Regions from separate parts of the Mus musculus genome. Here regions 1, 2, 3, 4, 5 and 6 are each linked to region 7. Evidence: chromatin loops called from intact Hi-C (ENCODE). Cell type or tissue: heart. All regions are shown on one strand. Links, peaks and the distances in the headings refer to the core of each region. The heading gives the core; the rest is flanking DNA. Region 1 has its middle 21 kb from the start of Gm26747. Region 2 overlaps Gm26747 (a long non-coding RNA gene). Region 3 has its middle 25 kb from the start of Gm26747. Region 4 has its middle 21 kb from the start of Gm33739. Region 5 holds the start of Gm26747 (a long non-coding RNA gene). Region 6 has its middle 15 kb from the start of Gm33739. Region 7 has its middle 31 kb from the start of 1700018B08Rik.

Region 1 (4,332 bases), core at 192-4,191, 74 kb before region 7:
CAGGTTCCACAGCTAGTGAATGACAGAGCGAGAATCAGGAGACCAAGCTGATGTCCGCAGAGTAGCCAAAGGCATCAGCTGAGGCGACAGGTGGGCATGCCCAGCTCAAGGTATAGAAGCCAAGGATAGTTTGACCCTGCCTAGAGACCAGCTGTTGCCCTCTTCTGGGGTGACCCATCACGGTGCTTGACCCTGGGCTGGGTATCCATGGGCAGGCTGAGAGATCTGGCTTTGCCAAGTGTGGACAGCAATGCTGACACAGGAAAGTCGTAGTGGCAGAAGCCCTGGTTAGAATCTCCCAGGTACACACCAGGCCATGGGCTGAGCACCATGCAGACCTCTTGGGAAGGCATAGCCTCCCTTCTCAGCCCACCAAGGCACCATCAAGAACAATCCTGCTCAGCCATGCCCGAGGACTCCCCTTTCATCCCCCTACTGGCCACAAAGAGGCAGCTATCTCTCCTCATTCCCTTCCCTGTCCCCACACTCAAGGGCAGGGCAACCTGTGGATGTGAGACAGATCTTCTCCTGACCCAGTCACCCCGGGAGGGCAGGCACAGGGCCATGAAACCCAGCTGTGGAGTCGGTTAAGAAGGGGCAGGTAGCCATGGAAAACAGCCCCACCCGGCTCCCCTGTGAATCCCGACAGCTCAGGGTCCTCCGCCCACATCCTTGCACCCCAGGACCCTGGCACTGGGAAGGAGAAAGGAGAAAGGGCTTTGGGAAGAAGGTGGTAAGTGGGTTCTCCTGAGGACTCCAGAGTTCTCAAAACAAAATCGAGTCCTCTCTCTTTCTCTCTCTCTCTCTCTCTCTCTCTCTCTCTCTCTCTTTCTCTCTCTCTCAGACCTCAGCTCCTTTGGAAGCTGTGGGAAGCCCAAGGATCCTCCCTGGAATGTTGTGACATGCATAAAACTCATGGGGGTGTAGGAGAGATAGCACGGAAGAGCCATCAAAATGGCCGAAAGTGGGACAACAGACACACCCCTGTGGAACATGATCTCACAGCTTCCTGACCTCAGACACCCTGATCTCAGACTGTAGGTCGTCTCAAAAGACTGACACTTCTGTGCTGGGAGGAGAAAACAGCCATGACCAGCTGGTGACAAAGTGACAGGCTTTGTTAACAGCGCTGGCTCACTGGCTCACAGCCTGTGTCCATAATGGGAGGAACGGTTAGGTTCCAACTCAAGCTGAGGGAGGACAAAGAAGTGGCGTTCCCATCTGGCCTCACTGATTCCTGAGTTCCACCCACAGACACTGAAGTCAAGGCCACCAGGATCAGTCCTAGGGCCCCATTCCCTCTTCACACCTCATCTCGGAGCAGGTGAAGGGGATGTCCCAGCAGCAACCACGCCCTTGGGAACTTCCAGGGCTGTGCACAAAGCAAGGAATATTCCTATATGCTTGTTTCAGGGCTGGGGAGAGGCTCAGAAGGCAAACACACCTATGCACTTACTCTAGGTGTGTGGGCATATATGTGTGAGTGTGTGTATGCGTGTGCATGTGTGTGCCTTAGCCATGTGACATAGGAGACAGACAGGAGGATCATGAAGATTATTGGCCCCCAGCTGAGCTCAGGGCTCAGTGAGAGACTCTGTCTTAAAAGATTAAGGTGAAGAGTGAGAGAGTAGAGTGTCTGATGTCCTCCTCTGACTTGCACGTGTAAGTGTAAGAGTATATGCACATATACACACTTACACACAGACACATACCATACACACATACACAGTACACATACATGTACACCCACACATACATACATACACAGCACATGCATGCACATACATACACACTCACATACAGCACACACTCATAAACATATACACACTTACATGTGCACACACACACACATACATACATACACAGCACATGCATGCACATACATACACACTCATATACAGCACACACTCATAAACATATACACACTTACATGTGCACACACATATACATACACACTCACACATATACACTCACACACATACATACACATTCATGTACATGCACACATATATGCACACAGCACACTCTTACACACATACATACACACTCTTGCACGCACACACTCACACACATATACATTTTTAGTACACTCATGACAGAGGAAATGTTTCCTTGGGCCCTGAGGAAGAGCCTGAGCCGACATGCCACTGTCTGTCACTCAGGCTCCACCATGCCCCAGGGAGGCCAGAGTCTACAGCTTCCAAAAACAAGGCCTTTCCATGCCTGCTGGGGCCCAGCAGGAAGGTTGGGCTGAGTCTCCACACATGTGTTCCCCACAGCTTGCCAAGGGCTGGGCTCGGGTGTGCACAGGAGCCCCACAGGCCAGGTCAGGGTGTGTGTGTGAAGTGGCTCCCTCTGGCTGGCCCATGGATGTCCCCCATAGCCTTTGGGCCTCACCCTGCCCCCTACCAGTACGTGCTCACTCTGCCAGCACTTCTCAGGGTGTGACCTGGAAAACTGCAAAGTCATGAGCCCTGGTGCAAGCCAGAATGGACAAATGCCCCAGCGTGGTCACTGGCAGGTGACCAGGCATGGCGCAGACCATCCTGCATAAAGTGGAGATTAAACCATGCCCTGGTTTGCATCACCATTCCCAGCCACTTGACAGGGCAGTTGCTACATGGCAGTTAAGACTGACTCTATTCCTACCCCTGGGTCTGTCCATCAGCACAGGAGGAACGGGGTGCAGGGAGCTCAGCTCTGCTCTTCCCGGTGTGCACTGATCCCCAAAATAAGGTGCTGTTTAGGTGGAGTGACCACAGCAAAGTCAGCAGCCACCAGAGTGACATGAGGCTGGGAGATGACTTCTGGGTCTGCCCACACATGTTCTAAATCAACACCTTCCAGAAGCCCACTGCCCCTGCAATCTAACCGACTCCCATCATCAAGGCAGCTGGCTGGCTGCTCCCTGAACTCCTTTTGCTGAAGAGGCTGGAAGGACCATATGCCCCCGACTGCCTGGTGGAGAGGAAGGAGAGGGGGCTGGAAACAAACCAGTCTGACCCATGAAAGACTTGCCGAAGGTTCTCCAGTGGAGGGTGGATCTTTCAGGAGAGGAGCCACAGGCTCAGCCTTCTCAGACACACTGTCTTACGACCAGACCCCAGTGATGGCCACTGGCTCAACCTGCAATTTAGGCTCAGACCAGAGATGAGAGTGGCTCCAGCTGAGGGACATACTTCAGGGCAGTCTCAGTAATGAGAGGACAGGAAGTCAACGTGCAACCATGTCACCGTGAGAGCTCTTGTGTTTGGAAATCCCCCTTGGGCATTAAGAGTCTGCAGCTCCTTGGGGAAAACTGAGGCACTGGACCTGGAGGGCGGAGCTCAGTTTCTGAGCCCTGCAGTGGAAGGCCCCATGGAAGCTGGATGAAGCAGACCAAGGGGATCGCACCTCACACAGCCCTTGTGTCTGTGGGCAGCTCAGTCTGGAGCAAAAGGCCCAAGCTGCCTCGCCACATCCCTTGGGAACTGAGGTTCCTAGAAGTTAGTTGCCAGTGTCCCCTGGGTAGCTTTGGGCTCCACCCAGAATTTTGTTCCAGAAGTCTGTGGTAAGCAGGAGCTAACGGTCCGTGTCGTCTTGGTGGTCCCGTGTGGCTGGGTCTTGCTCTGTGTGCTCAACAGCAGGGCAACCAGGCAAACTATTTCTCACAGATTCTATCCTACCCAAGGAACTATTCTGAGAAAGAGCTTCTTTTATCTTCACGAAAGCCCTGTGAAGAGCAACCAGAGGCAGGCCCGTGATGCTGAGAAGCCACAAACACAGCTTTGGTGACTGAAGGCCATACCTATTGTATTCCCCTTCTGGACAGTGTCCAGGACGGGCAAGCCCATGGAGTCTGGGAGATCACATTTGCCTCAGATGGGAAGGAGAGATGGGTGAGAACTCCTTAGTTCAAGCTTCGCTGAAACACTCTAGGGTTGTGAAGGCTTCGCAACTTTGAGTGAAGAGAACCCGGAACCCCACATGTCAAGGGAATATATATATATTCCCTTGTGTGTGTGTGTGCATATATATGTATGTAAGTATATGTGTGTGAGTATATGTGTGTGAGTATGTATGTATATGTCTCAAGGGAATATATATATATATATATATGTGTGTGTGTGTGAATACACATATTTTTTTTTTTTTAGAAAAAGGTAAACACGGGACTGAAACAATGGCTTAGCAGTTAAGAGCACTGGCTGCTCTTCTAGAGGACCTGGATTCAATCCCCAGCAGCCACACGGCAGCTCACAACCGGCTATAACTCCAATTCTAGGAAATTCCACTCCCTCTTCAGGCCTCTCTGGGCACCAGGCATGCGCATGATACACAGACATTCATGCA
Region 2 (4,332 bases), core at 220-4,219, 87 kb before region 7:
GCGCTCAGCCAGCTGAGGTGGGAGGACCAAGAGTTTGAGGCTAGCCTGAGTTACAGAGTACTGAGCCAGCCAGGGCAACAGAGCAACACCCTCTTTCAGGAAGAAAGAAAGCAGGAAACCATGCGGGAGAAAGAAATGGGCATGACGGGCTAGGAAACATCCGGTTCTGCTTTTCACTACCATGCCTGTTCTTCAGACCAGGCTATTTGCTAAAATGGCGAGTGTCCTAGTTTTTATCTCTGTTTCGATAAAATACCCTGGGGGGGGGGGAAGCCCACTACTTAGGGGAGGAGCGTTTGTTTTAATTCACACTCAACATGTGGTTCGCAACAGTCATGCCATCCGGATTCGAAAAGTCCTCACGGGCTCACGTGTAAGAAATGCTTCGTCACCAGCAGGGGGCGCTGTCTTGGAGGTTGTGGAAACTTTTTAGGAGGCAGAGCATCGCTGTAGCTAGAGGAACTAGGTTGCTGGGGGCAGGCCTTGAGGGTCACAGCCACGCCCACTTCCTGTCCTATTCTCGCTGGGGGGGGGGGGGTCGTCTTTGAATATGGGAGGGGTCTCAGCCACCCCAGAACCAACTGGCCCTCTAAAACTAGTGGCTAAAGTGGGCACTTCCTCTACAAGGGTTTGAGTCAGAGAAGAAAACAGATGCACACGTTTTCAAGAAGAGGAAACTGAGACACAGCGTCCCAAGAAGGTACCCGAAAACGGAATAGATGGGCCAACAACAAAAAGACAGAGAGAGATGAGGAGAGATGGAGGAGGAGAAAGTGGAGCCTCCCTCTAGGGTTTGACCCGGGTGTGCCTCTTACCCCCCCCCCCCACTTCCTATCACCACCTTCTTCTCTTTAAAGATGAGGACACGGTCACTGAAGAGCAAGTCTGTAGTCCAAAGAGAACCGCATTGCACAGTGAGCTGCCTGACCTCGGGATCCCAGAAATCAGATCCTCGTGCTACAACCTAAAAAAGCAGTTGCCACGGATCTGGGCACCGGCCACCATCCCAGCACTCAGGAGGCCGAGGCAAGAGGATCATCAGTTTGAGGCCAGCTTGGGCTACAGACCAGACCCTGTCTCCAAACGAAAAAAAAAAAAAGAATGTTTTTCAAAGCTGCTGCGGGATCATCTTGGGAGGGCGGCCACCTAGGAACCGCCCCTGTTTTCCCAAGATAGCGGCTTTAAGTTTCCTCTTTCTACATAGTAATGAGACCCAAAGGGCGCTGCTTGCCCGTCCAGCCAGCGATCTATTAAAATTCATTCTCCCCTTCATCTTTGTACTGTTTATTTTATAAACAGAGACACTGTGTCTGAGAGTCCAGTACTCAAAGCTACGCTTCTCTGATGAAATCTAACCACTTTCCACTTCTATATCTGAAAACGAAGCAAAGCTTTCAAAAGGTATTTCCACCCAAAATGCGTCCATTTTCCAGGGGGGAGGTGGAAACCTCACCCAGCCATCGGAGGCCCATAAACCCAGGCCTCTCTGCAAGCCCCCACAATGCAGATTATCCTCTACGGAAGTCACATTACTGAGGACCCGTGGCATATTCCAGCTACCTCACTCGTCCTATGTGCCGTGGAGCACCCCTCCATAAAACATGGACGAAATATTCACAGTCAGTACCACAAAGTTCATGCATGCATGAGAGCCTAGCCTCAGGCCCCACGGAGACACGGTGACGCACGGTCTGGTCCTTGCGCTGGGAAGTAAAGATAAGAGGCTATCTGGGGCTCGCTGCTCTGACTTGGGAGACTGATGAATGATGGGGTCGAACCCAGGGAGCTCACCACAGATGCGTTCCAAGTGAAGACAAAAGAAACATCTCGGCTGGCCCAAGAGGAAGGCTCTGACAGTGACCCGCAGTCCACTGGGATAAATAGCCTTCCCACTTCGGGGACACTGAAGAACATAGGGTCACAGACAGGGAGGAGACAGCATAGGGAGGCTTGAGCTAGGGCTATACGCCCTGCAGTCACCAGCACACCCTGTACCTCCTTGAATAGAAGTCAAGCATGAAGAAGGAGCGTGGGTTCTGAGCTGTACCATCCTGCTGGCTTGTCATCTATAACACGTTCCCTTTATCTTATTTTATTTTATTTTATTTTATTTTATTTGGTTTGGTTTGGTTTTTCGAGACAGTGTTATCCTGGAACTCACTCTGTAGACCAGGCTGGTCTCGAACTCAGAAATCCACCTGCCTCTACACCCATGGCTGCCCAATCTTAATGTGTTTTTTGGGGGGGAGGGGTTGTTTGTTTGTTTGTTTGTTGCATCCAAAACAAGTTAACTTCTAATGTTCAGTGTCCATTTCCAGGTGCCTCCCACAGATCCTACCTCAAACCCTGACAACATCCTCTGCTGAAGATCCCACCCTCAGCTCTCAGTCCACCATGACACTCTCCTACCTTGAATGTAAACAACACCACGTCATAGACTGGGGTTCAGAGCTAATAAAGAGCCCTGGCTCGCACCTCTCTCTCTCTTTCCTGCGCGGCCAGCTGCCTCAAGCTCCTGCCACCATGGTGGCCTTCATCCTCCAACTGTGAGCCAAAGAGGTGAGAGAAGCGACTATACAACCAGTCTCCTGTGAAGAGCTGGGTGGGGCAGAGGACCACAGGAGCTTCCAAAGCCCTGGGCAGAACACAACTGTGCTACACAGTGGCCCGATGCTCACCGATGACCTGCTCACTGGCACACGGTGTGTTCCTGGTCCCCTCTTAGATCTCCTTTCCTGCTCTACTTTCTCTCACGGCCCCAAAGATGACATCCTGTGTCCCTGCCCCGATAGGACCCATGGGAATCCACTGTGCACAGGATGGGCTTCTCAGCGGGAATGCACAGGTGGAAATGTTGCAGTGTGAGCCCCACCAAAGTCCTTGGACTCTGTATGTTCATCTGTAATGTCGGAGAAGTGTTGGGACCAACTCGCAACACTACAAAGGACTGAATGAGCTGATGCCCACGGGGCACCATCTAGGGCGTTCTGGGCTCAGGAAGCACCTATTCTCCTGTGGAGTTCTGTCCTCTAGGTCTGTTGTGGCCATCGACACCATGAAACCAAAGTAGTTGTGAATACCCACAGGAGATGCCCCCAAAAGGCTGGGCCTGATAACTCCCTCCTAGAAGAGTGCTGGGGATGGTCCTCAGACCCTCAACCTGAGACTCCGGCCACCCCCGCCAGCCGTCCTCCGCAGCAGTGTGTGAGCTCTGGAGGTGCTCACGTGGGCAGGAGCTGGAAGGTTGGCTGCAGGTACCCCATCTTTGTGGCTTTGGGGCATTTTCAACCACACTGCTGGCAGTGACCCCACTAGATCACCAAGCCGTGCTCGGAAGGCATCTTCTCTTTAGTCCTTACTGCCCTTGCTGTCTGAGGTGCATGTACTCAAACACCGCGGGAGAAATCTCCCTGACACATGCCATCCCTCCCAACACTGGGGTCACATTCACTATCAAGCAGAAGAGTCTGATCTGACTGTCTACAGGGTCTGGTAGGTTTGTCTCTTCTTTGGTCCTTAAATTTTATTTTTCTAATTTGTCAAGATTTCTACTTGAAAGTGAGGATTTCAGGTCATCACCTGTGAGCCGATCCTGCTGAAACCAGTTCTGAGGCAGAGAGAGGCCTTTGATATAGTTATGTTTCCAAACTTCTTTAGAAGCAGGTGAAATGTTCGTGTATAATTAGCATTGAATGTTCTATATAAAAATGAACACATGGGGCTGGAAAGATGACTAAGAGTGTTTGCTACACAAGCAGGAGGACCTGAGTTCAAATTCTGGCACCCACATATTAGGGGGGAGGTGGAAGGATACCTGGGGTCTGCTGACAGCCACCCTAACTCCAGGCTCAATAAGAGAGCCTATCTCAAGGGAATAAGGTAAAGAGTGACAGAGTGGGACACTAGTGTCTTCCTCTCCAGCCTGTGCACAGGCACAGGTGTACACACACACACATATGCACACACATACACACAAATGCACAGGCATGCTCACAGACATGCACACACATACACATGAATACACACACATGCATGTACGAGCACACACACACATACATTTCCATATACAGCACACAATTAAAATATTAACTAAAAAGACATTGTAAATGATTTATTTTATTTATATTTATGCTACTATGTGTATTGTATGCCTCTCTGTGTGTGTGTGTGTGTATGTGTGTGTAATCACATATGTATGTAGGAATTCAGAGAGGCCCAAAGAAGATGCTAGATCCTCTGAAGCTAGAGTTACAGGTGGTTGTGAGCCACCTAGCATAGGGGCTGAGAACTGAACCTGGGTCCTCTGCAAAAGCAATACACGCTCTTATCCCC
Region 3 (4,332 bases), core at 75-4,074, 120 kb before region 7:
CCAGGCACAGCCGGGCAGGCTGGGGAGTTCTCTATTTAACACTCCCCCCCCCCCTACTCCCCTCCAGCCAGGAGTTCTGCACATCAACCCTGAAAGTCCTGCTTTGCTTGGTCCCTGAAAGCTAAAATATTTTCAATTAAATGAGAAAATGTTTGCTGCTGAATGGCCTATTACAGCTGTCACCATCCTGATTTCTAGAAATAAACAAGACTTCGAGAAGGCCGGCCTGGGCAGAAATGCAAGTTAACACTAATTGGTGGGTAATTAAATTATCCCCTAAGCCAACGTGCCAGGTGACCGGCTCTTTCTGTGCGTCAGCCCTCGCTCTGATAACAGCTCCTCCGTGCGACAGCGGAAATGTGAATGGCTCTTGCCAGAGCTGCCCCCTTTTATTCTCTAGAGCTTTCTACATATCAAATAGCTAAGAAGCCAACACACACGGGGGTTGGTTCACATTTTCTCCGGATCATCTTACAGAAGCTTGCTCCATACAAACAGGGCCCAACACACAAAGTTTATTTTCTAATGTGTTAGTATCTTGCACAAGAAAAATAGCGCTAAGTTACAGGAAGATTTATTTACATGGTAACTGTTCGCTGGTGTCTGCCGCTCAACTCAGAATGACTTTCTCCCAAAGGGCAGAATCTTTAAACCAGAACAGAATTTATTTAAACAGCTGGTGGTTTCTTTCTTTCTTTCTTTCTTTCTTTCTTTCTTTCTTTCTTTCTTTCTTTCTTTCTTTCTTTTCTTCTTTCTTTTTTTTTTGCACAATCATTTTATTAATACATGAACCCTTGCTGTGAACGGAAGGTAACTAACTCGTACAATTTGTAAACACATACAAGCATAAAAGCTGGTGTGTCAATCAATTAAAACTTCAAGAAACGATATGAGATTAATTGCTACCAGACCAGATGAAGTCACGCTTCTCCCTCCGCCGTTCTGTCTTTACCGTCGAGTGTGGAGCCCAGAGAAGCCTCCTCTCGCTCATCCCCAAGAAGAAAGAGCCCCATTCTCAGAGAAGGAAATAAATCTTTTTGCTGCTTTTGTGGAATCCCAGATTGTCTGAGATATTTTGCCGACACTCAGGCTGCCTTCTAGATTAGAAACAGCTCAGCTAATGGTTGCCTAAAAGAAATTAATGAGCCATGCTGTCCATCAAGGTCATCTGAAAATGTCTGTAGATTAAACACTCAGTGCGACAAATCACGGGACCACATTCTTAGGGAGACGGGTAGAAAAATGTTCACTTGAGGAAGAAGGTGAAAAATTCTTCCTGACCAGGAGACAGTGACAGGAGAGAGCTAAAGCCAAGAGCAGCCAGTGTCTGACAGGTGCCAATGGGAAGACACAGGGAGTAGCTCCGGCCCAGACTCTCCCCGCCATCCTCCGAGACTAGGTGCCCATCGTGACTGACACCTGTCAATTCAACTCTGCGGGCACTCGGTCTCCGTGGTGACCATGAGGGCAGAGAGTGTGTGGTCAGGCACCTTAATTCTGAGATATTAAGTGTCTCCTAAGTGCCCCACACCTCTCTCTCTCTACCCCCTAGGTCCTTTCCTAAGGATCGGACATTTGGTGACAGACATTTGGCCTAACTACTTTAAATAGTCTTTGATAGGTGGCACCTTGCAGAGGCCTCATAGAGGAGTCTCCTCTTTCCGTGGAAGTTCGCAGAGATGGGCTTGTGGCAGACCTCACTGTCCTGCCCTCCCCACCCCCACTCCACCCTCCTATCTCTAGAAGTCACAGCACCATCTACTGGGCAGCAGCCAGACGTCCCCAAGAAGGTTGCTTTCTGTTCAAGGGTCCAGAGTGAAGAAAGGAATATGGATTGGTGGGAATCACAGAGAAACGGTCGCCTGCCTCTCTGTATTGGCACGCTGATCTATCCCCCGTCGACCTACCTTTAATATATATATATATATGCTTTTTTTTTTTATCATTTAAGAGTTTTGTGTTAACAGAGAATTTCTGAGGTAAAAGTTATCTTCCCTTCCATTTACCCCTCTGTATACCTCCTGAGGTTACGGGTGTGAGACACTCACATACACACAAGCACACCAAACACACACATATTCAATGCACACATGCAGTCTCTCCCACGCACATGTGCACACACACATGCACACATACATATGCACATGCACAAATACACAATACACACACTTCCGATTTAGGTAAAGTGCTTTAAAAACAAATATTTGGGGTGTGTGTGTGTGTGTGTGTGTGTGTGAGCGTACACACATGCACGCATGTATGAATGTGTGCCCGTGGAGGTAGAGGCACTGGATCACCTGAAACTGGAGCTACAGAGAGTATGAGCCACCCTATGTGAATGCTGGGAACCGGCTTGGGTCCCCTGGAAGAGCAGCAAGCACTCTTTAAGGCTCGGCTGTCTCCCCAAGTCCCCAGTGGAGTTCTCTAATCCTTCCTGGACCCCACGGGTTTCCAGAACACAAAGCACAAGACAGGAGTAACCCAAATATTATTCCAATTTTTTTCCAGGCACTTAAGCAAAATAACTTTCTCTCTTTTTTTCTTACATTTATGTAGCTTTTGTTATAAATACAATCACAGTCCAAGCCCACATCTGCCTAGTGTCGGTCTCTGGATTTTCCTATGCAAATAGCCAGCCACCCTTCTTCCTTGTGTCCGCTCGTTCTGCAGTTCAAATATTGCTTTCTCTTTGTAACGAAAGGCAAAGCACTCCCGTTACCAGAGCGCCTGCCTTACATGTGTGTTTCTATATAAAGATAGAATTTCCCGTGGCCAAGAACATTCATTTTTGTTTTCTTTACATTTTTTCCGTGTTTTAAGACATTGGGAAGATTTTTTTTTAATTGGCAACTTAGGTTTACAAATTAAAATTACAATCAAATTTATTTTGTATCACACTTCAACCATTCTAAAAGAGGAACATTTTAACTGGGTCTTGTTTCTCATTATTATACATCATAAAAAAAAATAATAAGTGATCCTGGACCCCAAAGCCGGGCTTGCTATCATGTTACAGTGACAGGCTGTCTCGTTTCGGGCGTGTGGAGAGACCAGAGTATTTACTTTCTGTAACTTAATTTCTCACTCAATAGAGTTTGAAAGCTCTGGATATTATAAAGGCAAACTCATTTTCTGCCGGAATAAAATGAGAAAATGAAAATTTTGAAATTCATTTTATTTGGTAAATTCAGTAGGGACTCCCCATGAACCCCTGAGATAAAACAGCCCACCCTGTTTACTTTCCCCTTCTTTTAGAGCCTTAAAATGAAAATGGAAGTCCCTCCCTCCCCTTCCTATGTGATGTTTGTGTAGAAATTCTAGAATCTCCTTCCTAAATGGGGAGAGCAGAGCTCAGGCTGCCTGCACTGGCCCAGGAGAGCCAGGAGGCTGGGGAGAGTCACCCCAGAGCTGAAGCGGGGCTCAGGAGCTCGGGGCTGGAGGGAACAGAGGGAAAACTCACGGTTCTGGGTCCACTTCCCAGCCTGATCCTTATTCCAAAAGGAAACGAGACTGATTTGTGTCGAAACAGAAATGAGCATCAGGAAACGGGCAGTGCCGATAACCAAACAATCGATTGTAGAAACACAACAAATTAAAAAAAAAAAAAATCGGGTTTTTTTCCATAATGGAAAAGCGAGTGAGGAGGGGGAAGGCGGCAGGGCACGTTTTAACTTTTTCCAGGGCCTGCACTGGTCCCAGGTCAGTCTAAGTAAGAGCTTGGGGTATTAGCCTGTGTATCCATGTAATACGAAGGCTGCTTTGACTGGCTGCTGTGGATCAGGCTGATCGAAACCTCCAAATTCCCTGCGTGAGACGGCCATCGACTCTGCTGCAGATCTGCGGTCCCTGCCTTAAACTCAGCGGCCCGAGCCCCTGGGGATCTCCCTGGATGACAGGAAATGGGGACATGTTAAGGACATTTCATCGGCATTTGCCTCCAAGCTGGGGAGCCAGGATGGACATTTCATGATTGGTCCCACCACGAAGATAGATGGGGTGAGAGAGACAGGGTGTTCTGAGCATGTGGTCGGCATCCTGTGGCCTGGAGAACAGAGAGACTTCACCCTGAATTCCCATGAAAGGAATAAAAACAAAGAGTTTGCATTTTGCAGTGGGGCCATGTTTCAAATTCATTAAAGGGTGGTCCTCCACAGCTGGGGTGTCTCGGAAAAGGATGGCCATAGTTTCTTGTTTATGGTGTGGGGATGTGCATGGGTGCCGGTGTCTGTGTACATGTATGTGTGTGACTGGGGTATGAGTGTGCATATACACATATGGCATACCTATGTGTGTGTATGTTAAGGGGATGCATGCATGTTTGTGTCTGTGGTC
Region 4 (4,332 bases), core at 303-4,302, 280 kb before region 7:
CTCCAGAAGTTCGAGGGCATTCTTGACTATAGAATGAGTTCTTGATGAGTTTGGGGCTAGCCTGGGCTACAAGAATGAAGACAGAGCGCAGACTCAGTGTGACCCTCCAAGGATAATGAAAACTTCTTCCTTGAACCAGGTAGTGTGATCAGGGTGTGGGGAACGCATGACGGAAGGTCACCTTGGTATCAAGAAGCACAGCTTTTGAGGGGACAGGCCCCTGTGCTGGGGAAATGCCCACAGTTTGCCCACTCCCAGGAGAGTGGCATGTAGCAGAAGGGCATCCCTGCCCCAAGTGGGACTAGCCAGAGAGTCAAAAGTGGCTGTGTGTTTGTAGTAACACCTGCCACCCATTACTGCCACTAAGCCGGGCCATTTAATCTCAGTAAATCTCAGAATAATGCAATTAGAGGAGATAACCTGGGCCCAGGACCGAGGAAAGTTTCACCCTTTCAAAGCCAGGCTTAGGATAATCCGCAGGGCAGCCATCTTCTTTATTTTCCTGTCAGCTAAGGTTTCTCTTTCCACTCGGCCCCCTCCTGCCCCTGCTCTTTTTTCCCAGGCCAAAAAAAAAAAAAAAGTAATGAGAGGAGGGGGAGAGAAAGAAAAAGGATACAGAGTGTGAGAGTTCTGAGACAGCAGCAGACCTGGGTTCTGTGTGGCATTCTGTCTCTTTTCTGATGATACACACACACACACACACACACACACACACACACACACTCACACATAGCACACACATATGAATATATACATATATACATACACACATATATATGCACACACCCATATATATACACATATACACATATATTTGTTTATATAAGCACATATATGCATACACATATATGCACACGCATACATACACACACATATATGTATATACACATATACACACATATTTATACACACATATATACATACACACATATATGCACACGCACACATATATATATGTATACACACACACACATTTCCCCCTTAGTCATTACTTGTGAATATTCTGAAAGTTTTGCATTCTGAAATTTTCCTTGGCTCTCCCATTTTAGAATTTTCCAGAAAGATAAGACACGAAGGGTCCATTAAAGGACCAGTGAGAGGTGAATGCCAATTAAAAAAAAAAAAAAAGCCAATGTCTTTCCTTCCACACTGCGCAGATGGCTGCCTTGATCCCTTTTGTTTGGAGGCTTGGAAAGTTCTTCCTGGCCTGTACTTCCGCTGATGTGTGGTGTTTCCTTACAGCTCAGTTAACCATTTTGGGGCCAGAGGACGGGACGGTGGAGCCCTTCCCTGATTGGGCCACACGCCTTAAAGCATCAGTGACACCCATCCTGGGCTGGGTGAGCTCAAGGGGTACAGTGGTGACCCGAAAGACAGACTGATGTTCAGGATGGAGATGGGGATTTCTGTTTACAGAATAGTTCAAAACCAGGGGAAACTGAGTCACGGGGTGCTAAGTACCAGGGGCACGGCCAGTTCAGACGTGTTCAGATACCTTCTCAGGAAGTGACTTCCACGACTGACCCTGCCCAAGTGGGGAGCCCGTGAATAGCAGCCACCAGTGAAATCCTGACTGACCCTGGAAAGGTTGTCCTGCAGTCCCTGTAGTGGCGCAGAAGGGACACGCCTTCCTGGTCAAGGGGTATTTAGTCACCTCTTCCAGGCTTCCTATGGGAATGACCCTGCATATGCTTCACCCCGAGACATGGGTGCCGAGGGCTGGCCACACGCACTGTCCCTACGGCTTCAGTTGTTCACAGTGTAGTGGAAGGGTCTGCCACACCTAGATCCTACGGCCTCTATGGCACACAGGTTTCATACCGCAACAGAGGGATCAGGATCTGCTGGTGGGACTCACTGGGGAGGGTAAAGCCTCACACGGAGCAACCGGTGTGACACCAAGACCAGGGCACCCAGAAGGAGCTCCCTGAGCCGGGAAGGTGCTGGGACTCAGATGTCTCCACCCCTCTCCTTCTATATCCGGACTGGCGCAGGAGGTGGATTCTTCAGGGATATCCCAGGGATAGCCTGGGTCCTTTCTATGCATTTGGGGTCAGCTCAGGGGCAGCCACACTGAACTTGTACCCAGCCATTGAGAAGGCACTTAGGACAGTAGGGGGCACACGGCTCTGCCCTGCTCCTAGTGGCTAAGTGGGGGAACTGCAGCCAGTGCTGTGGTACCCAAAGCCCGCAGAGCGCCTCTGCCTCCCAAGGGAGAGGGCCTGCCCTTGCATCCCCTGGGTTTTCATTAACGCACAGGTCTGCTTGAATTTCCTCGTGTAAGCAAGTGAACAAGATAAAAATTTAAAACACCTGGAGGTTTAAAATGTATTCATTAAAGAAAAGACGGCAGTTAATATGAGTGATCGAAGGAAAGATGGGGACCAGATGAGCTTGGCCTCCTGCTCCGAGAGCTGAGTTCACATGGCTTCTTCTCGGAGCTGGGAGAGGGGGCCACAGATCAGGGTCATTCGGCACAGGTTTCCAGGGGACTTGTGACTGGTTCTGTGCATGTGCTTTCTTGACCCATGACAGGAGAAGGCGCCCACAGGTGCATAGGGCATGCCCTGGGGCAGGTCCAGGTCTGTCTGTCCTCAGTGTCCACCAGAGCCTCTCCTGGATGGGTAGGACCAACTTCATTACCCACTCCATTCCAAGGAAGAGGGGCTCTGACTGTCCTTCCTTTCTCCCTCCTCCCTCCTCCCTCCCTCTTTTCCTCTCTCCCTCTCTGCCTCCCCCCTTCTTCCCTTTCTCCCTCCTTCCCTTTCTCTCTCCCTCCTTTCTTCCCTTTCTCTCCCTCTCTCCCTCCTTCTTCCCTTTCTCTCTCCCTCCCTCCTTTCTTCTCCCTCTCTCTCCCTCTCTCCCTCCTCCCTCCCTCTCTCCTTCCTCCTCCCTCCCTCCTTCCCTCCCTCCTCCCTGCCTTCATCTTTCCTTCTTTCTCTCCTTCCTTCTTTGTCTCCTTCTCCCTCCCCTCTCTAGCTTTCTATGTTTAAAATTTAGAAAAATATTTCTTTTAAATTGTATGTATGTATGTATGTATATATGTATGAATGTATGTATGTGTGTATGTATGTATGTATGTATGTGCATGCAGTTGCTCATGGAGGCCAGCCGAGGACATCAGATCCCCTGGAACTGGAGTTACAGATAGTTGTGAGCCACCATGTGGGTGCTGGGACTCAGCCTCCCACACCCTGGGAAAGCAACCAGCGCTCTAAACTGTGAGAGCCACCTCTCCTGAGCCCTCATTCTTTTAAACAAATGCTATAGGTTTCCCCAGGCTCCGCCCTCCTCTCTCTGAAGCCAACTCTGCAGGTTATCCTCAGACACGTGGACATCTGAGTGTCCCACTCATGCTTGACTAAGCAAGTCCGTGCTGTCTCGATATGCCAAAGCAGAGCTGAAGGATGCTTCTAGCCACAGTGTTCTTGGAGACTCAGCTTGGACTTGTGTGGCTCTGCACAAGAAGAAGCTCTGTGGAGAAGCTGTGGTGGGTACTGGGAGACAACAAAGCTGGTGGAGGAGGTAATGGAGGCCAGGACAGGAAAAGTGGACACTAGGGGAGGTCAGGGTAAGGTCGGATCTGAGAGTACCTTGCACTGTGGTAGAATGTTCCAGAAGTGCATCTCCTGTCTGCTGGTCAAATCCTCTGTTCTTATTCTTTCGCTTTACAGCCATGTTGCTGCCTCCTGTCTTAGTTAGTGTTTTACTGCTGTGAACAGACTCCATGACCAAGGCAACTCTTATAAAGACAGAATTTAGTTGGGGCTGACTTACAGGTTCAGAGGTTCAGTCCAGAATCATTAAGGTGGGAGCACAGTGGCTTCCAGGCAGGCATGGTGTAGGAGGGGTTGAGAGTTCTACATCTTCATCTGAAGGCTGCTAGCAGAAGACTGGCTTCCAGGAAGCTAGGATGAGGATCTTAAAGTGACACACCTACTCCAACAAGGCCACACCTACTCCAGCAAGGCCACACCCACTTCAACAAGGCCACACCCACTCCAGCAAGGTCACACCCACTCCAACAAGGCCACACCCACTCCAACAGGGTCACACCTCCTAATAGTGCCACTCCCTGGACTGAGTATATCCAGACCATAACACCTCCTCAGAATCCCTGCTTGTTTTCCTAGGAGCTCTTGCACCTGTGTAGATCCTGAATTCCGTGTGTGGGAGGGGGGGTGGGGGGGGAGGAACAGGATTTTGGCTGTACCCAGATAATAGGGCTCATTGGTAAACACAGACATGGCACTTTAGGGCACTATGGAACTTCTGGAAGCATTCATCCCATGTGTTCTTCTCTTACCTTCCCCATGAGCCTTTAGAGCTTGG
Region 5 (4,332 bases), core at 73-4,072, 95 kb before region 7:
CATGTGTTAGACTGTACTACCAACCCCTTGGCTCCAGCTGCTCTCTTCCATTTGCTGTTGTCCTGACTGTTCCCTCCCTGGGGATTGGGGCGAGCGGATCTGTTCGCAGCACACCGACCTTGATCCTCATCCCACTAGCATGAGCTTTTCTTCAAATCTCCATTCGCCTTACGGTGAACACCTCCCAGCATTTCCAATCAAGCCTTACCATGGGACTCCTTCTAAACCCCATTCTGATAATGCCAACATCCAGAGAGCCTTGCTCTGTGACTATTCCTGTCCCGCGACAGTGACCTGTCTTCAGCTGAAAGCCATGAACGAGAGAGGGGCTCAGAAGGTAAAGTAGGGCCGCCTGACCATCTCTGGGTGTGGGATGCTCTGCTCTATGCGGTGTGCTGTGATTATTTTCCTCTCCAGGCCACAATGGGTTAACAAATCTGGTGTTCCACGTCCACACTGCTGCTCATCATTGAAAGAAGTCAGGACAGGAACTCACACAGGGCAAGACCCTGAAGGGTGTTGCTTACTGGCTTGCTCCACCCCACATGGCTTGCTCAGTCTTGTAGAGCCCAGGACCAGCAGCCCAGGGATGCCACCACCCACCATGGGCTGGACCCTCTCCCACTGATCACTAATGAAGGAAATGCATTACCATTGGATGCTTTTTCTCAACCGAGGCTCCTTCCTCTCTGATGACTCTAGCTTGTGTCAAGCTGACACACAGACCGAGCTGGTGCAGTGTCTCACTGGGACCTGGCGCTCGTGTATTTGACTGTACTTGTTGACCAAGACTCCTCAGCCCCTCCCCCAGCACTGGGGCTATAAGCTGGCACAACCACCCTTAATTCTCAACACCGGTGCTGGGGATTGAACTCAGGTCCCTCAGGCTGCATGGCAAGCACTTCACTGGCTGAACCAACTCCCTAGCCCTGTCGTCAGGTTTGAGGAGCAGGAAATGTGGAAATAGCTTCCCTGGAGCTAGGCTGAGGAATGAAGATTCCTCCAGAGTCACAGGACGACATGGGGTTCCTGGCTCCAGCTAGGATGCAGGCCGGGTGCTCTGTCTGTCATGTGTGCCTTAAGCAGCCTCACTCTGTCTCCTCGGGGTTATTTCCATTAGCTCCCTGCTTGGCCTAAGAAGGACAGAGAGGGTGAAATCATGTTTTCATAATTACTCTCGGGCAGCAGCTGCCCTGCCAGTCACCAAAGGTGGCTTTTTTCCCCCTGTGTTCAAATGGGAGGTACTTGGCCAAAGCACCAAGAGTGAGTGACAGCTAGAAATCCAGGTGGCAGGGACTTTGTCCAGAGGTGTGCCTGACATGTCTAAGTTCTGGTTTTGCTAGAACATTCCTAAGGACATCTCAGATTCTCTTCATTGTAGTCAAATGCATCCCAGTGTTTGCTCTGTCTAATTCAATTTTCGGGTCCGTGGCAGCCAAAAGAAATCAAGGCTAGGTCCAAGCTACCCTGTCTCTGGTGCCTACTTGTTGGTTTCTGGGCACTTGTGGATCTCACCAGGTCCTTCTCTGGACCTGGACACTGTTCTATGCCAGGACCAATGGGATTCTAGACCACATTCCAATGGACTGACTTTGCCAGAGTCCTAGAACCCAGTCAGAGCCTGCTGGTCAAGAAGCAGGCAAGCTTCCAGGGCTGTCCCCCATATCTTCTTATCAGTTCTGACTGCCCTGTGGCCACTGCCTCGTCTTCCTTTTGTTTGGATAAGAGAAAACAGTCCTGATCCAGGACAGAACCAAGGTCATTTCAAGAGTAGGGGAGCTTTGGGTAGCTCATCAATAGTCAATCTCACAGGCCCACCATGGCTATATCAAACCAGCAAGTGGCAGCCAGGCCCTGGCTCTGAAGTCAGAGTACATGTGTAACAACCACTTCCCCTCGGGCATCTGACCCTGGGCGTGACCTCGCTCTGACCTTATCAGTTGGCAGAGCTCGGCTCTAGTGAAGTCAACAGAGGCCAGACATAAGATCCCCTGTCCAGCACTGAATCCACACACTCCCCTGGCCCACAGCCTCTTTCCTGGGGTTGGGAAGGAAAAGAGTGGGGGAGCTGGCCAGTCTCTCCACCCATCATCACCCCAGGCATTGTTGGAAACAGAAGCCAGCCAAGGCATCATCTCAAAATTCCCATCTCCACACATTTGTGAACAGATCGGTTCCCAGAACTACGGCCCTGCTGGGGTGCTAAAGCAAGCACAGCCCCCCTAAGTAAAACTACAGGGGGAGTCAGTTACGGAGTGTCACAACCTTAGACCCTTGGGTAAACCTGTTCTTAATCAAGCATTTGCCATGCTCTACACGGACCGTGGCACACTGACGACCTTTGAGCTCTGGTGAGGACAGGTAATTTGGAGTAGAGAGAGCCATCACAGGGTTGTTTGCAGGAAGAATCCAAGAGCCTGTCAGCCAGTGGCCAGAAGGAGATGAGAGGTAGGCTAAGGAAAGACCCCAGAGAGCCCAGAGCAGGGAAAGGTGGGCAGGCTGGGAGCTGGAGAGAGAGAGAGAGAGAGAGAGAGAGAGAGAGAGAGAGAGAGAGAGAGGACACCAGACATTGCTGGAAGAGATCATGGCTTGGGGGTGGGAGTGAGATTCTACAGGGCATCTGGATTTCAGAGGGAGGGAGGCCTGGGTTCTTCCTTCCTTCCTTCCTTCCTTCCTTCCTTCCTTCCTTCCTTCCTTCCTTCCTCCCTTCCTTCCTTTCTCTCTTTCTTTCTTCTATCATTGCTCTCTTCAGAGGCACCAAAAGAAGGCATCAGATCCCATTACAGATGGTTGTGATCCACCATGTGGTTGCTGGGTATTGAACTTGGGACCTCTGGAAGAGCGGTCAGTGCTCTTAACCACTGAGCCATCTCTCTAGCCCCGAGGCCTAGGTTCTAACCCCAGTTCCTACAGTCCACCTCTAATGGCCAGGAGGGAACTGCCCAGAGTGTGCTCTGGGCAGAGGGAACTTGACAGCCGCACAGACGGACTGCGAGTGACCAGGGGAACGACACAGATGCCAGGATGCTGGAATCCAAGGCGGTGTGGCAAGAAAACCAACCCATTCTGCAGTCTTCAGACTACAGGGGTCTGGGGAAGGCCCCTCAACCCGACATAGTATCCCTATTTAAAAATGGAAGAAATCTCAAAGATCCATTCCCCACTTTGTGACCTCTGTACAGAGTCTGGGGAGAACCATGATGCTGGCGGGGGACTCAGACCCAAATATACCCAAAGAAGGTAGCCTGGCAGCTCACAAGCACCCCAGTGCAAAGCCATGTGTGATTCCCTTCCTCACCCCATGCTGCAGGGTTACCCTACAACCTGCAAAAGGCCTCACCCCTACCAGTGAGAACCTTGATAGAGGCTCCAGACATCTCCTTCCTCCTGCTGCAGAGCCTGCCAGGCCCTTGGATGCAGCCTAAAGTCCCTGCCCCTTCACAGAGTTGCTTGCAGCCTCTGCTGGCCTGGCTCACATCCACCTGGGTGTGACACAGGTCTGGGTGACACAAAACCAGTGTCACCACCCATATAGGCTTTGCAGATGGCCTTCAAGCCACACAGACTTGAGCCAAGTTACCAGCTGTGTGACCTTGACAAGTTCGCCTGTCCTCTCTGAGCCTCTGAAGGCTACGAAGGTGCTACAGAAGTTTCTGGAGGCTTAGGGAGATGGCTCAGTTGATAAGTGTGTACTGCATACTCGTGAGGACCTGTGTTGGATCCCCAGAGACCATGCCGGGGGGGGGGGGGGGTTGGGAAAAGGCAAGAGCAGAAAATACAGCATAATGGTAGCGTGTTTACCAAGCATGCATGCGGCTTCGGGTTCCATCCCCAGCACATGCATCACCATCACCATCACCACCACCACCACCATCATCACCATCACTACCACCATCACCATCACTACCACCATCACCACCACCACCACCACCACCATCACTACCACCACCACCATCACCACCACCACCACCATCACCATCACTACCACCACCACCATCACCACCACCACCACCATTACCATCATCACCACCACCACCACCACCACCACCATCACCACCACCATTACCATCACCATCACCACCACCACCACCACCATCACCATTACCATCACCACATCTTATTTTTTTAACAAGAGAAAAGCCAAGCCCATCTGTACACCTGTAACCACAGGGTTGGGGAGGCAGAAGCAGGAGGATGCCTGAGGCTCACTGACCAGTCTATCTAGCAGACTCAATGAGCTCCAGGTTCAGATTCAGGGACCCTGTCTCAAAAATAAGGTGGACTGTATTGGAGGAAGAAGCGTAACACACAGGTGTACAGCCGAACCCGTGG
Region 6 (4,332 bases), core at 19-4,018, 280 kb before region 7:
GGATGGTAAGTGGTGAATGGGGTGAGGCCTCTTCCCCTGGGCTGGCTGCGGTAGAAGTTACATTGTGCTTCAAGCGAGCATCTGAGAAAGGTGAGGCACAGGAGGGGATGCCCAGGAGAAGCGGCCAGGCAGGGGTTATGCTCAAGGGACGGGGCATCTTGAACCCAGATTGAGCTCTGAGTATTGACAGGTAGGGGAAGTTGACCTGCAGAAGTGACAGGTGTGTCACCTGTGAGGCTCTAGGGACCTAGATTTCCCTTTTACTGTTGTTATCAGCAATTAGAAGTCTCTTTCCCTGGGGGAACAGGGAGGGAGGGCTTAGCAGGTAAGGGGCTTTCTATGTATGCATGAGGAAGACATGAGTTCAAACACTTGCACTTGTGTAGAAATCTGGGCGTGGTATATGCCTGTAAGCCCAGCCCTGGAAGGCACAGACAGGTGGATGCAGAGAGCCCGCTCACTCGCTGGCCAGCCTAGCCAAAATGGCAAGCTCAAGGTTCAGTTTGAGACCCTGTCCCCAAAACCAAGCTGGAGAGTGATAGAGGAAGACAGTGAAAACCTCTGGTTTCCACAAGAGCACCCCTGTGTGTGAACACATGGGCATTAGTGTGTGCGTGCACACACACACACACACACACACACACACACACACACACACACACAGGCACACCACATGCCATGCATAAAATCATGCTTTTAAAAAATGAAGTCCTCCTCCGGTTGTTCTGACGTAAGAAGAGCAGCGGTGAGTGATGGAATCCTGGCTGTACCGTCACCTTGGGGAGGCCGTCAGCAACCTCCACCCACATCCCCTGACTAGCCATGAGGCAGGGTGCTGGGCTGCGGAGGCGACCCAGCTGGATGGCATTACCGCGGTTACTGTAATAGAGAACAGGATTCGCTGACAAATTTGATGCTTTCTCCTATGGCTGCCGTGAACTTGACAAAGTGTGAGGCAAACCGCAAGCCGTCAGCATCGGGCAGCAAAACAAAAACAGGCTGGCAAGAGAGGAGGCCATGCTGCGCAGGGTCGGCGTCAGCGCTGTGGTTCTGGGCAGAGTTTGCTGGGCTAGGAGATACTGAACACGGCGTGGGCAGGGGCAGGGGAGGTGGGAGGGCGGTGGGGTAGGCTCAGGTCGAGGCCAATGTGGGGGGTGAGCTGGGGTCAGCTTGCTTGCCCTGTTCCCCTCCATCATGAGCTCTGTGCCGGGCACTTGGCCCCCAGCCTGGACAGGGCACCCCCTATAATAAGCAATCAGAACTCTGGGTTCCTTGGAGTGGTCTTTGTTGGCGCTGGGACCCAGTATAGAGCAGGTCTCTTGTCCTTAGGCCAGTGCAGATGTTCACATCTGTTACGGAAGACATTACTGACCCTCCCGGTTTAATCACCGAGCTCCACGTGTGCAGCTAACCTGTCAGTGCTGTTCCAGAGCCTGCTCTGCCATTGTGAAGGAGGTGAGCTAGTTAAACCTCAGGAAATGACTGTGTTGTCTAACCCAGCTCGAAACAGGCAGTTCACGGCCAGGAGGACAGACAGCAGCTGGAGGCAGAGAGGATGGTAAGAGGCTTTTAACACATTGCCTGGTTCTGCAGGAGAGCTTCCACTGAGACCACACATAGGATTTAGTTGTCTCACCAACATGGTAGGCATGTCCCCTGTGGCCCATTTTCTTTTGCATGGGAGAGTGTTGGGTCAGCGTGGGTCCCCAATGCACCCCAACACTGGCACGTGATCAGGTCATGTAGGAAACCCTCTACTTGGAGTATCCTGCCTGCTGTCTCAGAATCCCCAGCTGCGTTCACAGAAACTCAGCTGAAAGCTTGCTCATCTCAGAGACCCCTCCAAACCAGAGGGACAAGGGCATGTCCTGCCTACCTGGGACTGGGGTAGGGCATCAACCAGTTTCTCATTTCTCATGGTCAGTCAATTTGGGACCATGAGTCTCCTAACATTTGGCTGCTCTGGGACTGGAGCATGTTGGCAGGAAGTCATTCCAGCGCCCCCTTGTGTGTGGGAGGAGTAATGGCAAAATCGGCCACTGCTTCCCACCAATGTCACCAATGGATCTCAGGACTGAAAGACATGTCCGGTAGTAAAAAATTAAGCCTTTCCTTTCCCTTCTGGTTTTTATTTACATTTTCCTTTTCTCTGTATGTTCAGTGATCCACCTCTGCCCATTTTGCCAGCTCAACCTTTCCCATCAGTTTGCACCTATACCCTGTCTAGCCTGGTGTTTTTTGTTTTGTTTTGTTTTGTTTTTGAGTTTGGGTCTGGTAATGGCTATTGTGTTTGGCTTGAAGTCTCCCTGGGGACCCATGCCACCGATATCCAACCAAGACAATTCTACGAAGTCCCCTCAGATCTGTGGCCCGTCCTCTAGAGCCATGCTTTAAGACCATTGCCACCAAGGTTATCCAAAGATTTGCTCCCCTGTGACCTTCAGATCTGGAGTCCTGGGTAAAGCCACGTGGCCAGGGCCCCTGAAACCAGGGACAGGACCCACTAGCAGTTCCTGGGCCTTCTCTCCTCCCCGCCCTCCATCTGCAGACACTTTCTAAGACTCTTCTTCATTCTTGTTCCTCAGCTGGTGGCCCATGGCTCTGAAACCTGACACCCCACAGGCAGCTAGTGATGTCTCAGGGAAGGAAGTGAGCCTGTGATGTGGACCGATAGGAATCTCAGTGTTTCCTCAGGGGACACAGATCACTCAGCGCTGGAGAGCTGACTGTGGTGGGTGCCAGGGATGAAGGACAGTCTATTCCCGGGGGGGGGGGGGGCTTCTAAGATGAGGTCGTTTCAGGGAGGAGCACAGAGGAAGCCCCAGGGAGAACTTGTCAGTCGCCAGTCCTGGAGAGAAAGCCCATGTCCCAACGTGAGCCTTTTATGGAGAGCCCTGTGTCACATGGAAGCCTGTGCCCGTGGGGTGTGGGGGCTACTTTTCCAGCTATTTTCCCTGTGACTGACTGTGAGCCTGCTCTTGGCTTATAAAAAGTGTGTGCTGAAGAAGCCACACATCAGGCAGGCCCCAGAGCCTCCTGGGAACTCATCCCTGCCCACAAGCACCTCCCCACAATGGAAAGAGCACCTCAAATTGTATTGGGTGACAGAGATGTGGCGACCATCTCTACCTTGCTGGGTAACTGGGATTCCTGGCCAGTTTTTTTCCACCTCTAAATTCTGTCTATGGGTTTCATTACAGTTTTGATTAGAATAATTATATATCTACTTTTTATAATAATAAATTATAATATAGTAAATAATAATAATAATAATAATAATAATAATAATAATAACTAGTTTTTGAAACAAGACCTTACCATGTAGCCTAGGATAGCTTGGAATCCACCATGTAGTCCAGGCTAGCCTTGGGATTCCAGCAATTCTTCTGCTTCAACCTTTCAGGAGCTGGGATGACAGGCATGGGCCGCCCTGGGCCACACAGCTGGTTAAGCAGGAACTGGGCCTTTGCAAACCCAGACACCTCTGAGAGTGAACAGCCTCTGGCTCTCACTGACCAAATCGTGCACTGACTTATTTAATTAGCGACTGATTCACGTGCAGATTTTGAGACAGGGCCTCGGGATGGATGAGGCAGGGTTCGTTTGATGGCTGAAGACTGACAGGTTCTCCCTGGGGACTCCCTCTGGGCTTCCCTGTAATATCTCTAGTCTCAGAAGCTCCCGGGATGAGACACCACGGCAGCCCAGGCTGGCTTTCCACTCGTGCCTCCTGAGTGTTGTGAGTACCACGTCAGGCTGGATGGAGTGTTAACAGGTGGACAGTCGCTTCCGAAGGCACAAGCCCGTGGGAATTCATGTCCTCAACCCAGAAGCCTCAGGATGAACTGTCAGCCCTCTCTCCCCTGTTGCTTTACAGCCAGCTCTCAGGTAAATGTTCATCTTCCCCCAAAACGCCCTGAGTGGCACGGCTGCTAGACCCGAAGAACTCTTACTGCGTGCATGTTTTCAGTCAGGACCTTGAGCTCATCCCAGCGGGACCCTCCCAGCCTGGCTAAGGACGGGCTTGCCATCCCAAGAACACTGAACACTCTTAAAGGCATGGGGCGTAGTGAGAACTTTGACTTCCGAGTAACAGGTTGACTCACATTTATTGTATTACGAGATGAAAATGGAGTTTTAGACATTCTTCACCCATGATTTATGTTAAAGTCATGCATCATATGCTCATTTTATATTACAAGAATATATATATACATATATATGTATATGTGTATATATATGTATATATATATATATGTGTGTGTATATGTGTGTAATCATAGGGAACAAAAGCATGCAGGAATGAGTGAGCTTTGTTTTATGGCCCTGGCT
Region 7 (4,332 bases), core at 325-4,324:
ACAAACACATACATATACCACACACACACAAACACATACATGTACCACACATACAAAATTACTCGAGTCGAGAAGAAGGATCAACAAAGACATCATTTGTTTGAAAATGCCATATAAAATCCAATATTTTGTCTGTACCTATTGAGGACAGAAACACACACAGCCCGTGTGTGGAAATCCAGAGGACAACTCCAGGGGGTCAGCCCTCTCCTTCCACCTTGTGGCTGGGGTCCCAGGGATGGAGCTCAGGTTGGCAGACCTGTCAGCAAATGCCTTTACTTAACTGAGCCACCTTGATAATCCTACGTGCTAACTTAAAAGTTAAAAAAAAAATTAAATCCATTCACTAGGTGTCCAGAGTCCTAGCACTCATACAACCTACCTGGGATGCTTGACAAGATCCTGTCAAAATGCGAATAAATAAGTAAATAAATATTTTTTTAAAACAAAACCTTCAATAATAGGGAAAAGGCAGCTGCCATCAGCGGTGGAATCAGTTCCACCACACAAACAAAGACAGAACAAACATGGAGACTGTAGCTCCCGCAGCAGTAACAGAAATGGGGGCACTCGAGGAACGAGAGAAAAGATATTTGTACCACACCAAAAACCAAGAAGGCATCCTGTCGAACAAAGCTCCCTCACGTGTGCGCGCAGGAAGGCCCTGCGGATCACAGATACACAGGAGTGTGTTACACAAATAGCCTTTCACAGCCTCTGAAGAAGTGAGGGAGATTGGCTGGGGATGGGGGCCTCTTGCTGTGAACTTGAGGTGCAGCCAGGGGAGGGGACATTTGGGATTACAGACTGTCACTTGAGTGGCCATAGCTGAGGCAAGCCAGGAAATGGTCTATGTGAGCAGCGTGGGCCTGCCACTCTGATTTTACACTCTAGACCCCTGAACAAAAGCCACACTGTGAGGTGCTTAGCAGGGCTGCTCAGGGAAGGGCTGCCGGGTCCCTTTCACTTTAACGACTTCCGGGTGTTGACTAAACCTGCAAGCTCTTCCAGGTTCCACCTCCTCCTGACTGCCAGAGCTGGGGTCCTGCTCAGGGACAGTTTGCCTGTGCCTCACCTGGAGACACTCCTGCCCCGCTGCCTCCTACCCCACACCCCGTGCTGCCCCTACAGTCTGGTACTGTCCCTGGTAAATCCACCCTAGCTACAGCTGACATCAACCTCCCAATAGAAAGCCAAATAGCAGTCTGAAGACCCAGACATACATATCTGCATGTGTGTGCATATATGTGCACATGTGTGTGTGCCGGTCTGTGTACACGTGGATGTGTGGATGTGAGTTCAGAGCTAGATCCAAAGCCCACCCCCGTCCCCCGCCTCCCAGGACAGTAGTCACCACTGTAGCTGACCATCCAGAAGAAGCCAAGGAAGACAGAAGCTACAGGGGTCCTGAGCCCCCTGTACTAATTTACAGAGATTAGCCAGCAGCTTCCAGAATGATCCACCCAGCCCTCCAGATACAGCCCTGGAGATTCCACAGACCTAGCCTTGGGCAGAGGTAGGGGAAATCAAGTCAGGAGTGATCCCCAAGGAGGCCTAAGCAGCCAGGGGTCCCCTGAACAGGATGACTGCTCCCAGACCTGACCTCTTAAACAGGAAACCACAGGGATGCCCTGGATGCAGAGTGTCTGGAGCTACGCACTCAGTCCTTGCTGGACAGGTACCCTCCACTCTGGTGAGAAGTCACTCTGAAAAACACAGCCAGAAGTCAAAGGTGTCCACAGCCTCTCTTCCTCCAAATGGCCCTTCTCTGGCCCCTGGCTGGGTCTCTCCTCCTCTCTACCTTTGCCTGGGCTGTCCCTCAGCTTACCATACCTTTTCCAGACACAAGGAAAGGCTCCTATTTGCCCTTGTGTGACATCTTCTAACGGGCTTCTCTGTCCAGACCTGGAGGGAACCATGAAAAACAGCCATGATGCCCCCTCCCCTCAGATCCTCAAGGAAGGTCCAGCCTGAGTACCCCAGGTGTGTCAGAGCTGCAGATGCTATTCACACACCTGTCTGCAGCCCCCATGAAACCTCCAGCCACGGAGCATGTATGTATACCTGTGTCTGCGCTGCCCAGACGCCTGTATCTGCCTTTGGGGGTAGGAAACCGGTGCGTGTCTGAAGCTCGGGTGCCAGGCCGTGTGCCTGCGCTGTGCTCAGTGATGTGCTTCAGTACCTCTGAGGGACAGGAAGCCCGGGTGAGGGACTCAAGCTGGTCTGAGCCTTCCCACAGGTACCCAACCAATGCTGAGCAAAAATCTCTTCTAAAACAAACGGGCCTCAGAACTTAGTGCACCGTCCCACCGTCCCGGGCAGAGACCTGAACCCATTTCTATTTTTTTATTATGATTTTTTTCCTTCCGTTGGCCTAAAGCCCCGTTACTTCATTTTACCTTTCAGTAGTCTGAGTCCTACACCTGTGTCCATAAAGCGGGAGACAGCGCCACCTTCTGGCGATCAGGTGCAGGACAGCAACGTCTAGCCTAATGTGACCAGATTACAGAAAACCCCTGCTGCTGGCCTGGAGACCAGAGCTACTAACTAGCGTTGCCCTAGCTCTATACTAGGTATAGAGTACACAGTATTCAGTATAGTTGTATACTAGGACAGAGTATACAGGAGAGGGTGAGAGCGTTTGGCTGGCAGTGCTGGCACACACTGCCATGCGAGTGAAGCATGACCCTGAAGGAAGAAGCCAGACACAGAAGGTCATGTCTTGAATGATACACAACGCTCAGAACAGACGAGCCCAGAGAAAGCAGAGTAGTGATAGCCAAGGACTGAGATGTTTCTGTGACAGGAAGAGGGGTAAATGGCTACACATGGTGTTGGAATGTCCCTGTGTCATTGTATAATGTTAGCTGTATGTCAGTATGCTCAACTCCCTGTGAAGCAGGCAGACTGGGAGTGTGCGAGCTAGGACTCAGCTACTAGGAGCATACTCTCATGAGGGGGGCATGGAGCACAAGGGACATCAGAGTAGCCCTTGGGGTGTAGAACAGGTAGGGGAACTGAGGGGAGGTTTGGGGGCAGAGATCCAGGGGTCTTGCTATGGGATAGAATCAGAGGGTTTGCTCCTCAAGTGCCCAGACCCTGAGCCGTTCCCCAACCTCCAGTGGATACTCAGACCTTCCCCCTGGCCCCTGGACATGTGTGACTCTTCTCTTACCCTATAGTTAGGGAAACGAACAGAAATTGGCTCCACCCTGTGGGACAGAGCCATCCTCAGCTTGTATCCCTCACCCAAGCTTCCTTCACCTCAGCCCATCTCACTGTTCCCAGGAAACTGAGGAACATCTTCAGCTCGCTGCAGGTACGAGGCCTGGTACCGGAGACAGATGCAGAATCAACCCAGGGTCCTAGTGAGACTGCGTGCACATACCATGGTGAGTTACAAGGAACACTCTTCCTGAGCCCTGGCCAGGGCCAGCCTGGGCTATCTGATACAATCTTTAAAAGATGCCAAAAGGGAGCTGAGGAGATGGCTCATTGGTTGAGAGCACTTCTGCTCTTCTGAGGCCCAGCTTCAATTCCCAGCACCCACATGACAGTTTACACCCATTTCTAACTCTAGCTCCAGAGAATCTGAGTCCCTCTTCTAGCCTCTGGGCAACAGGAATAGACATGGTGCACAGACATATATTCAGGCAAAACAGATCTTCACAGAAATAAAAATAAATGTATTTTTAAGAAAGGAAGAAGAAGAAAGAGGAGGAGGAGGAGGAGGAGGAGGAGGAGGAGGAGGAGAGAGTGCTCATCAGTAAAAGCCCTTGCCTCCAAACCTCAAAACTTGAGTTTGACCCTTGGGATCCAAATGGTAGAAGAACCAACTCCCACAGATTGTTCTCTGGCCTCTACCATGTGCAGACATATGCACACAAAATAAAAATAAGTGAGTGAAAAATAAAGAGATAAATAAATTGTTGTTGAGAGAGGTAAAGACACGCACGTGGCATCCTCCTCTGTCCTCTACCTACATGTGTACATGCACATATACCCGCATACACACATACACATACACCATACACACAATGCCTAGAGCAGAACTAGAAGCAAAGGATTGTGGGTGCTGATAGGAAATAGTTTAAAAAGTAAGAGGAGAGAGGGGTGAACGATTCAGAGTGTCATGTCAGCAACAATATCCAAAGGCCAGAGGCAGGAACTGGGTGTAGATAAGTCTTTACCCTGCGTGTGGAGAGTCACCATGCTCAAAACAGACTGCCACACCGTGAGACTAAGCTGTTGGTTTTCACACAGGAAACTGCCATTGACCCATCAACACTAACACAGGACTGGCATCTGGTAACTTTCGGTGCCGGTAGATTT

Evidence for each region. Peaks named below come from ENCODE experiments on the same cell type or tissue, not always from the same donor. Only the 100,000 strongest peaks of a DNase experiment are listed, where the experiment ranks them.
Region 1: a loop joins it to region 7, with 2.2 times the contacts of the local background. A loop is called at or near these places in 8 of 42 quality-filtered maps.
Region 2: a loop joins it to region 7, with 4 times the contacts of the local background. A loop is called at or near these places in 8 of 42 quality-filtered maps.
Region 3: it touches region 7 in a loop (6-fold over the local background); 18 of 42 quality-filtered maps call a loop at or near these places.
Region 4: it touches region 7 in a loop (3-fold over the local background); 12 of 42 quality-filtered maps call a loop at or near these places.
Region 5: it touches region 7 in a loop (2.6-fold over the local background); 6 of 42 quality-filtered maps call a loop at or near these places.
Region 6: it touches region 7 in a loop (2.8-fold over the local background); 15 of 42 quality-filtered maps call a loop at or near these places.

Annotation. Positions count from the first base shown.
Region 1 is chr8:121,437,159-121,441,490 of GRCm38, forward strand. No RefSeq gene overlaps it. Among named protein-coding and RNA genes, the nearest start is that of Gm26747, 21 kb to the left of the region's middle. In heart, for the core only: no CTCF peak of the experiment used is centred there; DNase peaks (open chromatin) are centred at 1,110 and 2,443; H3K27ac peaks cover 932 bases.
Region 2 is chr8:121,424,397-121,428,728 of GRCm38, forward strand. Gm26747 (a long non-coding RNA gene) reads left to right here. Exons shown (of 4, transcript XR_879271.1): 3 at 2,319-3,492. Among named protein-coding and RNA genes, the nearest start is that of Gm26747, 7.9 kb to the left of the region's middle. In heart, for the core only: a CTCF peak has its summit at 396 (motif pointing right); no DNase peak of the experiment used is centred there; H3K27me3 peaks cover 294 bases.
Region 3 is chr8:121,391,577-121,395,908 of GRCm38, forward strand. No RefSeq gene overlaps it. Among named protein-coding and RNA genes, the nearest start is that of Gm26747, 25 kb to the right of the region's middle. In heart, for the core only: a CTCF peak has its summit at 1,775 (motif pointing left); DNase peaks (open chromatin) are centred at 1,745 and 3,895; H3K4me3 peaks cover 278 bases; H3K27ac peaks cover 1,708 bases; H3K27me3 peaks cover 1,060 bases.
Region 4 is chr8:121,232,971-121,237,302 of GRCm38, forward strand. No RefSeq gene overlaps it. Among named protein-coding and RNA genes, the nearest start is that of Gm33739, 21 kb to the left of the region's middle. In heart, for the core only: a CTCF peak has its summit at 2,156 (motif pointing right); no DNase peak of the experiment used is centred there.
Region 5 is chr8:121,416,251-121,420,582 of GRCm38, forward strand. Gm26747 (a long non-coding RNA gene) reads left to right here and starts at 2,377. Exons shown (of 4, transcript XR_879271.1): 1 at 2,377-2,448. In heart, for the core only: no CTCF peak of the experiment used is centred there; a DNase peak (open chromatin) is centred at 1,981; H3K27ac peaks cover 544 bases.
Region 6 is chr8:121,227,093-121,231,424 of GRCm38, forward strand. No RefSeq gene overlaps it. Among named protein-coding and RNA genes, the nearest start is that of Gm33739, 15 kb to the left of the region's middle. In heart, for the core only: a CTCF peak has its summit at 2,004 (motif pointing left); DNase peaks (open chromatin) are centred at 2,006 and 2,612; H3K27ac peaks cover 1,695 bases; H3K27me3 peaks cover 467 bases.
Region 7 is chr8:121,511,170-121,515,501 of GRCm38, forward strand. No RefSeq gene overlaps it. Among named protein-coding and RNA genes, the nearest start is that of 1700018B08Rik, 31 kb to the right of the region's middle. In heart, for the core only: a CTCF peak has its summit at 2,466 (motif pointing left); a DNase peak (open chromatin) is centred at 2,462; H3K27ac peaks cover 224 bases; H3K27me3 peaks cover 2,777 bases.